2 separate regions of the Homo sapiens genome follow, and region 1 is linked to region 2. A link is an interaction called in ENCODE POLR2A ChIA-PET data of the cell type or tissue named here. Cell type or tissue: PC-9. All regions are shown on one strand. Links, peaks and the distances in the headings refer to the core of each region. The heading gives the core; the rest is flanking DNA. Region 1 has its middle 22 kb from the start of AKR1C1. Region 2 has its middle 17 kb from the start of AKR1C2.

Evidence for each region. ChIA-PET counts read pairs that join two places held together with the same protein. Peaks named below come from ENCODE experiments on the same cell type or tissue, not always from the same donor. Only the 100,000 strongest peaks of a DNase experiment are listed, where the experiment ranks them.
Region 1: POLR2A ChIA-PET joins it to region 2 with 15 read pairs; 2 of 35 experiments call an interaction of 5 or more read pairs at or near these places.

What each region holds. Positions count from the first base shown.
Region 1 is chr10:4,938,787-4,944,280 of GRCh38, reverse strand. No RefSeq gene overlaps it. Among named protein-coding and RNA genes, the nearest start is that of AKR1C1, 22 kb to the left of the region's middle. RefSeq lists a cis regulatory region at 2,252-2,823. In PC-9, for the core only: no CTCF peak of the experiment used is centred there; DNase peaks (open chromatin) are centred at 1,270, 2,570 and 4,310; H3K4me3 peaks cover 669 bases; H3K27ac peaks cover 5,000 bases.
Region 2 is chr10:5,018,014-5,023,251 of GRCh38, reverse strand. No RefSeq gene overlaps it. Among named protein-coding and RNA genes, the nearest start is that of AKR1C2, 17 kb to the right of the region's middle. RefSeq lists a cis regulatory region at 2,662-3,019. In PC-9, for the core only: no CTCF peak of the experiment used is centred there; DNase peaks (open chromatin) are centred at 731, 1,121, 2,831 and 4,111; H3K4me3 peaks cover 1,129 bases; H3K27ac peaks cover 5,000 bases.

The sequences.
Region 1 (5,494 bases), core at 246-5,245, 79 kb after region 2:
ACTTACCATGATGGAGGAAGGTGAAGGGGAAGCAAGCATGTCTTCACTTGGCTGGCAGGAGAGGGGGAGGTAGAGAGAGAGAGAGAGAGAGAGGCAGAGAGAGAGAGAGAAAGAAGGTGGAGGTGCTACATGCTTTCAAACAACCAGATCTTATGAGAATTCTATTATGACAACAGTAAGAGGAAAGTCAGCCCCCGTGATTCAATCTCTTCCCACTAGGCCCCTCCTCCAACACTGGGAATTACAATTTGACATGATTTTTCAGTGGGGACACAGAGCCAAACCATATCATTTGGTATTCCAGAATTTCTGCCTTGCTGCTGCCACCCTCATCTCTGGGTGCTTTCTCTTAGTAATTTTTCTCCTCTGACCTCACCGTGCTCTATGGTTATAAATCCCCTCTTGTCTTAGTTGGACTCAAAGTTGAGCTTCAAGGGAACCAAAACATTTTACACTAAAATACATTTATTTGACACATTTCAAGACAGCTATTCAGAAAAGCAGGAAATATTAGAAGGGACAAAAAGCTGTCTTTAGTGGGAAATACTTGCATCTGTAGAGAAAATTTGCATTGTTACAGCTGGGCTTTCTCTGAGAATCTCCCTTGGATAGAAGAAAGATTAACTGAGAATCTGATACCTTTAAAGGTCTAAAGAAAAACATTTCTCAGCTGTTCTCTCTGAGGGCTGCTTCCTGGGAGATTTCATCTAAATAATGAAACCTCTTTTGCTAGCCAGGCTTGTTCTTCTCTCCATCCCATAACCTGTGTTGCCACTGTAAAAAATTTTGCCAAGATTTAAGTGCAATGGTGCAATCACAATGCCCTGCAGCCTTGACCTCCTGGGTTCAAGCAATCCTTCTACTTCAGCCTCCCAAGTAGCTGAGACTACAGACAGGTGCCACTACACCCAGCTAATTTTTAAAATTTTTTCTTTTTAGCAGAGATGAGTTCTCAAGGTGTTTTCCAGATTGGTCTGAGCTGAAGAGATCCTCCTGGCTCAGCCTCCCAAAGTGCTGGAATTACTGGTATGAGCCACCATGCCTGGCCATCTGGCTGTTTTTCCTGCATTCTGCCTGTAATTATTTTTTAGGGTCTTTTTCCACATGTCTCATGTTCAGAGTCTCTAAGGCACATGGTGTAGCTGAGCTGATTCACCCCTGTCCTGTATAGAGCACCATGTGGGGGAAAGTTCCTGGTCTGCTATGCCATCGCCCAGCCAAAGGAGGGCTGCCTTTCTCTGGTTTCACATTCCTGTTTTAAACAGTCATGCCCAGAATTACTTGGCTACATTGCGACCTTAATACAAAATCTAGTTTGTGAAGTCATAGAGTTTGCTTTTCATAAAACTAAAATCTCTTTGTGTTTGTCTCACATCCCATTAGGGTCCCTCTTTTAGCACCTCGCTAAGATTATTAAAATTAATTAAAATATTTTGATGAACTAGAATGTCTGCAGAAACCTCTAGCCGTTTGCAGAAACCTCTAGTCATTTTGCTGGTTCAACAGGATAACCTTTTTTCCACTAAGGAACATTAGTGTTTGTTTAGTCGTGAGGTTAATATTCCCCATTTTTCCACCTCCCCTCTCCCAGCCCAAAATGTACTAGGCTGAGTGTTAAGGACCAAAGACTAATCACTTGGCCAAAGGGTTCCTTGTATCCCCACAAGTCCTAGGTATTTTTCTCTCATTGAGAGAAGAGGGTGTGTACTGATGCCTGGACATGGGATTTTATACCTTCTTGGCATCCAAGGTTGAAAAATCAATATACAGAGAAGGTATAGAAAATTCCCTAAAAAATGATGGGTAATGCCAAGACTATGGGTTTTTCTTTCCTCCTGTTACTTGTAACAACGATATTCTAGTGTGAAACTTGAGTTCTGCATTTCTCAATTTTTCTTGACTCTCAAACTAGCTAAACACTTCATTCTTCATTCTTAAGAGATTGGCACCAAATCACTTTGTCCTGTTTGGGAAATGCAGTGTTTCTCCTTTGGGTGCATTTTTGAAGACCAAGGCAAAAAACATTAAAGTTCATTTTTATTGTCTGTGTGGGCAAAACATTTGATTTTACTGAACATGCTCCATAGTTACATGGCAGGATGTTTTGACTGGCATAAAAACTAACCAAACTTCTAAATGTGAAGTAGGTCACCGGAAGAGTACAGGACTCTTTGTGAGTTGTTTTTCTCTCCAGTCCAGTATTTTCCTAAACATGTTTCCTAAATAACATAGGGATTTCATTTGGAATAAGCAAGTCATTTAAATTTATTCATAGGTATAGGAGGGTCCAGAAATGTTAAAAGCACAAGTGGTTTCAACTGTATGCCTTTGCTTTATGCGATAGTAGAGTAAGTTGAAAATGTTTTCTACTGAAGCAAGTGACTGTTTCCCTATGATTAAATAAGAGCAGCTTCAGATGGCTGGTTTGCACTGAAGGGTGGAGCAGGCCCATTTGCTTTCACGTGTCAGAAAAGTCTGCTCTACCCCACCCCTCAATAAGGCACTCACATCCACCAGGCGTGATCCTCTAAAAGTGATTCCATAGTGTTATCTCCAACCTCCTTCTCTGGAAAATCTTGCTGACTCACAGTGACTAGGGGACTTCTATGGCATTCTAGACCTGCCAGTCACAAGCCTGGATCATTGTACCTGTTCTGAGTTGCACCGGTCTTTTACTTTAGTGCCAGGTGGTTGGAAAGTGGCCCATGAAATAGAGCTGCTCATTTTTAAATTATCCCTTTTGTTGAAGCTTTTGTTCAGGAGGCAGGAGTGGGGCCACCGGCTGTGGACCTCATGGTACACTCTTGTTTTTAAGACGTGTTATACAGGGCGAAGGAAAGCAAAATGTGCCACTCAAAATGTACTTTTTTGGCATATTTTATGTGGCTATTCAGAGGGGTCACAATTCAGAGAGGCTGCTGACACACAAATAGACCTGAAAAGCTTTCTTCTCTCGCAGAGATTTGTAAGTGCTGAGGAAATGTACATTAGTGAAGTGAACAGAGGGTAAAAGCCTTTCTCTGAGGACCCCTTTATATGCCTTATTGGATCAAGGAAAGATTAACTTCCAGGAAAAACAGACTAAGATCCTGACACTTTAAAGGTCTGACTGAGAAGCTTCTCCACAGGCCGCCACCTACCTTCTTGAGGTCAGCTTGGCGAGCCCCTGAGAGGCTCACATCTATGTGGGGACAGCCTTGGCTCACCATGTGTGCCTCTTCCACTCCCCCATTACCTGAGACTCCACCTCCCCCAGAGACCCCAAGCCCCTGTTCTCTCTGTAGCCTCAGGATGTGATGAAACCCTCTGTCATCAGGACCACCCTGGAGTCTCTTATTGGCAGGAATCTGATGTCCATGTACATATATACAAATTTGCTGTCTTTTTATATTAACCTTTCACTTGTCAGTTTGTTTTATACACTCTAATTATCAAAACTTCAGAAGAGAGAGGGAAGAAAATGCCCTTTTGTGCCTACATGGGTATCTGCATTTCCCATGCAAAGCAGAAAAGGTGAAGGAAAGTAATAAAACCCAGTCCCAGAAGTAGCAAACATGGCCCTGACAATGGCAATGAAGGAATAGTGCATGGCCTAAGATTGGTCTCCCCACGACTGAGGACCATCAGGGCCAAGTCTCTTGTCTTTCCTTCCTCCCTTCCCTTCACCCCCAACTGCACACAGCCGGACACAGGACACAGTTTGGTAAGAGCATCTGATTAGGGAGGGTAACTGGGAAACTGTACATGAGAATGTGCATGAGTGAGGGTGAATATGTTAAGAATTGAGGGGAGGAAAACCTATCCTTCTGCAAGTCTATTTACCTATCTACTACGTTTTTATATGTTAAGACTTCTGAGAGCCTGCTGTTGGGTGTGTAGTGCGATCCTCTGGAAGGAAGTTGAGGAAGACGCTGTCTGTGCCTCACTTTCTCCTTGGGCTTATGGCAGCTTTCCAGTGGAAACCTGACAGGACAAGCCTCTGTACAAGATCCCCGTGTTTGTGCTCATTGTACAGTAACTGATCAACACACAGAAATAGCGGCTGTTGAGCAGAGAAGGGATTTAATACTTGAAGGCAAACAAATGAGGAGATAGGAGGAAACTTCGAATTCACTGCCCTGAGGAGTTTTAGACAGGGGTTTCAAGGGAATTTTGGCAGGCAGGGGGCTGAGGAGCAGGGCGGGGTGCTGACTGGCCAGGGTGTGGACTATGAAAGCCTAAGGATGTGGTAACTGCATTGTGGGGCTGAGTCAGTTCCTCGGAGGGGGCTGTAGATTGGATGGCATCTGTAGAACTGTTATAATGCATGATGCAGAAAATATCTCGAGTGGAAAACGTGAGATTTCCTACTGTTTGAGATGTTATCTATGAGGTTAGGACCTTGTGATAGGGACTACATGATTCCAAAGTGTAAGAAGTTACATGGAAGTGGGCTACAGGGCAAGCTGGTTAATGTGTAACTATGCTTTCTTTCAGAGTTCGTGCTTTTGCTAAAAAACCTAGACATTTGCTTTCATTAATATGATGAAGATGTTGTCACCTCCTCCAGTGAACACACTCATTCTGAGGGACAGCTGGGTTGCAATGGCTATCAACTTGTCACAATGCTTGCATTGATGGAAAGCTTTCCTTCATCTGAATGAAAACATTCCTCCATAGTAAGCACTAGGTCATGAGAGTCTCTGGGAAACACTCAGGGTACACAAGAAATGTGTTTTGTTGTTAAAAACAAAATCCTTTACTTTGCTCAAGGGAAGGCTGCTGATCTCAGCACATATTTCAGCCTGGGCATCACCCAGCAGTTTCTCAGAACTTACATGAAGGGATCCAACTAAGCATAATTCTGAATATTGTTCACTAATCCTGACTCTGCTTCCTTCCCAGGTGTGGAATCAAAGACAGAAATGCTCCCTCTCCCCTTCTGCTGTGTCTTTCCCCTGAGGCTTTTCTGCACGCCATCACTGCCCAGCTTGGCATCTGTCCTGGGCATTGGTAATAATGTGGTACTCTTCACCCCCTTCTAGCGTTTGATCACTCATCAGGAGCCCTCATCTCCGCGGGGAAGAACACAGAACGTGAGCTCCTGACTTCTTGCTTCTTTCTGTCAGCTTTCATTCTGATATATCCAAGTTGCAAGAGAAAAATAGAGGCGACATGGCATTCACCCTAAACCTACTTTGCATGATGATGTCTGTTACACTTAGAAGAAACATACTTTATTGAAAGAGATGCGTAAGTCCTCCATTCTATCCATTCTCCAGATGACTCTGACTTAAATAGAGCGAGTTTCACTGTCTTGGTGAGTCTATCGCTCTTTGGACACCTCTTCTTCAGGGTCAGAATTCAAGAGAGGGTCCTGGAGGTCTGAATGTTTCTCAGAAGCCTCCAAGCCCTCAGCTGCCCACTTCAAAGCTCACAGCCTCAGCACCACAAGGCACCATGATGTCCCCAGGGTAATTTCCTTAGGCTCTCTCCCACTTTTATTTCAGTCATC
Region 2 (5,238 bases), core at 1-5,000:
CGGAAGGCACTGGATTCTGCCAGTCACCCATGACCTTGGAAGCAGGTCATTCCCCACTGAGGCTTCTGGGAGACCCTGCTTTTGGATTATGCCTTCATTGCAGCCCACTGAGGATCCAAGCTGAGGCACTAGCTAAGTTCTGCCTGTCTACACAAAAATCACTACAACTTTTGCAGCTTGAAGCCAACAAAAGGTGAGACTGCAAATGGCAATTATAATACAGCATGGCACACAAGGAAACAGGACACATGCAATCCTGGAAGATGGGGAAGAAGGAGTGTCAGGAAAGGTTTTGCAATGGCCTCTAAGTGGAGTATTCAAGAATTATATGAAAGCGTATTTCATGCTGGGCATGTTGGCTCACGCCTGTAATCCCAGCACTTTGGGAAGCTGAGGTCGGTGGATCACCTGAGGTCAGGAGTTCAAGACTAGCCTATCCAATATGGTGAAACCCCATCTCTACTAAAAACAAAATACAAAAATTAGTGAAACAGGAGCATTTCTGTTATTGATTTTATAGCTGCGAAGGAAGCAGAGTCAGGATTAGTGAGCGATATTCAGAATTATGCTTAATTGGATGCTTTTATGTAAGTTCTAAGAAATTACTGGGTGGTGCCAAGGCTGAAAGATGTGCTGAGATCAACAGGCTTCCCCTGAGTAAGGTAAAGGATTTTGTTGTTAACCACAAAACATGTTTCTTGTGTACACTGAGTATTTCCCAGAGACTCTCATGACCTATTGCTTACTATGGAGGAATCCTTTGGTTCAGATGAAGGAAAGCTTTCCATCAATGCAAGCATTGTGACAACGTTGATTGATGGTTATTGCAACCCAGCTGTCCCTCAGAATGAGTGTGTTCACTGGAGGAGGTGACAGTACCCTCATCAAATTAATGAAAGTAAATGTCTAGGTTTTTAGCAAAAGCATAAAGTCTGAAAGAAAGCATAGCGTACATTAACCAGCTTGCCCTGTAGCCCACTTCCATATAACTGCTTACTCTTTAGAGTCATGTACCCTGTATCACAAGGTCCTAACCTCATAGGTAACGTCTCAAACAGTAGGAAATCTCACGTTTTCCACTCAAGATATTTTCTGCATCATGCATTATAACAGTTCCACAGATGCCATCCAATCTACAGGCCCCTCTGAGGAACTGACTCAGCCCCACAATGCAGTTACCACATCCTTAGGCTTTCATAGTCCACACCCTGGCCAGTCAGCACCCCGCCCTGCTCCTCAGCCCCCTGCCTGCCAAAATTCCCTTGAAACCCCTGTCTAAAACTCCTCAGGGCAGTGAATTCGAAGTTTCCTCCTACTTCCTCGTTTGTCTGCCATTCAATTATTAAACCCCTTTTCTGCTGCAACAGCCACTATTTCTGTGTGTTGATCAGTTACTGCACAATGGGCACAAATATGCGGGTCCTATACAGAAGATCCCCCTGTCAGGTGTCTATGAGAAAGCTCCTGTAACCCCAAGGAGAAAGTGAGGCACGGACAGCGTCTTCCTCAACTTCCTTCCAGAGGATCGCACTACACACCCAACAGCAGGCTCTCAGAAGTCTTAACATATAAAAACGTAGTAGATAGGTAAATAGACTTGCAGAAGGATAGGTTTTCCTCCCCTCAATTCTTAACATATTCACCCTCACTCATGCACATTCTCATGTACAGTTTCCCAGTTACCCTCCCTAATCAGATGCTCTTACCAAACTGTGCCCTGTGTCCGGCTGTGTGCAGTTGGGGGTGAAGGGAAGGGAGGAAGGAAAGACAAGAGACTTGGCCCTGATGGTCCTCAGTCATGGGGAGACCAATCTTAGGCCATGCACTATTCCTTCATTGCCATTGTCAGGGCCATGTTTGCTACTTCTGGGACTGGGTTTTATTACTTTCCTTCACCTTTTCTGCTTTGCATGGGAAATGCAGATACCCATGTAGGCACAAAGGGCATTTTCTTCCCTCTCTCTTCTGAAGTTTTGATAATTAGAGTGTATAAAACAAACTGACAAGTGAAAGGTTAATATAAAAAGACATGCAAATGTGTATACACGTACATGGACATCAGATTCCTGCAAATAAGAGACTCCAGGGCGTTCCTGTTGACAGAGGGTTTCATCACATCCTGAGGCTACGGAGAGAACAGGGGTTTGGGGTCTCTGGGGGAGGTGGAGTCTCAGGTAATGGGGGAGTGGAAGAGACACATGGTGAGCCAAGGCTGTCCCCACATAGATGTGAGCCTCTCAGGGGCTCCCCAAGCTGCTCTCAGGAAGGCAGGTGGCGGCCTGTGGAGAAGCTTCTCAGACAGACCTTTAAAGTGTCAGGATCTTAGTCTGTTTTTCCTGGAAGTTAATCTTTCTTTGATCCAATAAGGCATATAAAGGGGTCCTCAGAGAAAGGCTTTTACCCTCTGTTCACTTCACTAATGTACATTTCCTCAGCACTTACAAATCTCTGCGAGAGAAGAAAGCTTTTCAGGTCTTTCTGTGTGTCGGCAGCCTCTCTGAATTGTGACCCCTCTGAATAGTCATATAAAAATATGCCAGAAAAGTACATTTTGAGTAGCACATTTTGCTTTCCTTCACCCTGTGTAACACGTCTTAAAAACAAGAGTGTACCATGAGGTCCACAGCCGGTGGCCCCACTCCTGCCTCCTGAACAAAAGCTTCAACAAAAGGGATAATTTAAAAATGAGCAGCTCTATTTCATGGGCCTCTTTCCAACCACCTGGCACTAAAGTAAAAGACCGGTGCAACTCAGAACAGGTGCAATGATCCAGGCTGGTGATTGGCAGGTCTAAAATGCCACCCAAGTCCCCTAGTCACTGTGAGTCAGCAAGATTTTCCAGAGAAGGAGGTTGGAGATAACACTATCAAATCACTTTTAGATGATCATGCCTGGTGAATGTGAGTGCCTTAATGAGGGGTGGGGTAGAGCAGGCATGTCTGATACATGAAAGCAAATGGGCCTGCTCCACACATCGCTCAGCAAACAGCCGTCTCAAGCTGCTCTTCTCTTATTTAATAATGAGGCAGTCACTTGCTTCAACAGAAAACATTTTCAACTGACTACATTATCCCATAAAGCAAAGGTATACGGTTGAAATCATATATGTTCTTAACATTTCTGGACCCTCCTATACCTATGAATAAATTTAAATGACTTGCTTATTCCAAAATGAAATTCCTATGTTATTTAGAAAACATGTTGAGGAAAATATTGGACTGGAGAGAAAAACAACTCACAAAGAGTCCTGTACTCTTCCGGTGACCTACTTCGCATTTGGAAGTTTGGTTACTTTTTATGCCAATCAAAACATCCTGCCATGTAACTATGGAGCATGTTCAGTAAAATCAAATGTTTTACCCACACAGAAAATAAAAATGAACTTTAATGTTTTTGCCTTGGTCTTCAAAAATGCACCCAAAGGAGAAACACTGCATTTCCCAAACAGGACAAAGTGATTTGGTGCCAATCTCTTAAGAATGAAGAATGAAGTGTTTAGCTAGTTTGAGAGTCAAGAAAAACTGAGAAATGCAGAACTCAAGTTTCCACTTGAAAATCATTGTAACAAGTGACAGGAGGAAAGAAAATCCTGTAGTCTTGGCATGACCCATCATTTTTAAGGGATTTTTCTATACCATCTCTGTTTATTGATTGTATAACCCTGGATGCCAAGAAGGTATAAAATCCCATGTCCAGGCATCAATACAGGCCCTCTGCTCTCAATGAGAGAAAAATACCTAGGACTTGTGGGGATACAAGGAATCCTTTGTCCAAGTGATTAGTCTTTGGTCTTTAACACTCAGCCTAGTACATTTTGGGTTGGGAGAGGGGAAAAATGGGGAATATTAACCTCATCACTAAACTAACACTAATATTCTTTAGTGGAAAAAAGGTTATCCTGTCGAACCAGCAAAATGGCTAGAGGTTTCTGCAGACATTCTAGTTCATCCAAAAGTTTTAATTAATTTTAATAATCTTAGTGAGGTGCTAAAAGAGGGACCCTAATGGGATGTGAGACTCCCAAACTCAAAGAGATTCTAGTTTCATGAAAAGCAAATTCTGTGACTTCACAAACTAGATATTTCATTAAGGTCACAATGTAGCCAAGCAATTCTGGGCATGACTGTTTAAAACAGGAATGTGAAACCAGAGCAAAGGCAGCCCTCCTTTGGCTGGGCGATGGCATAGCAGACCAGGAACTTTCCCCCACATGGTGCTCTATACAGGACAGGGGTGAATCAGCTCAGCTACACCATGTGCCTTAGAGACTCTGAACATGAGACATGTGGAAAAAGACCCTAAAAAACAATTACAGGCAGAATGCAGGAAAAACAGCCAGATCACCAGGCGTGGTGGCTCATACCAATAATTCCAGCATTTTGGGAGGCTGAGCCAGGAGGATCTCTTCAGCTCAGACCAACCTGGAACACACCACAAGAACTTGTCTCTGCTAAAAGGAAAAATTTTAAAAATTAGCTGGGTGTAGTGGCACCTGTCTGTAGTCTCAGCTACTTGGGAGGCTGAAGTAGAAGGATTGCTTGAACCCAGGAGGTCAACGCTGCAGGGCACTGTGATTGCACCATTGCACTTAAATCTTGGCAAAATTTTTTACAGTGGCAACACAGGTTATGGGATGGAGAGAAGAACAAGCCTGGCTAGCAAACGAGGTTTCATTATTTAGATGAAATCTCCCAGGAAGCAGCCCTCAGAGAGAACAGCTGGGAAATGTTTTTCTTTAGACCTTTAAAGGTATCAGATTCTCAGTTAATCTTTCTTCTATCCAAGAGAGATTCTCAGAGAAAGCCCAGCTGTAACAATGCAAATTTTCTCTACAGATGCAAGTCTTTCCCACTAAAGACAGCTTTTTGGCTCTTCTCGTATTTCCTGCCCTTCTGAATAGCTGTCTTGAAATGTGTCAAAGAAATTTATTTTAGTGCAAAATGTATTGGTTCCCTTGAAGCTCAACTCTGACTCCAAGTAAGACAAGAGGGGATTTATAACCATAGAGCACGGTGAGGTCAGAGGAGAAAAAATTGCTAAGAGGAAGCACCAGAGGTTAGGGTGGCAACAGCAAGGCAGAAATTCTGGAATACCAAACGATATGGTTTGGTTCTGTGTCCCCACCGAAATATCATGTCAAATTGTAATTCCCGGTGTTGAAGGAGGGGCCTAGTGGGAGGAGATTGAATCATGAGGGCTGACTTTCCTTTTACTCTTCTCATAATAGAATTCTCATGA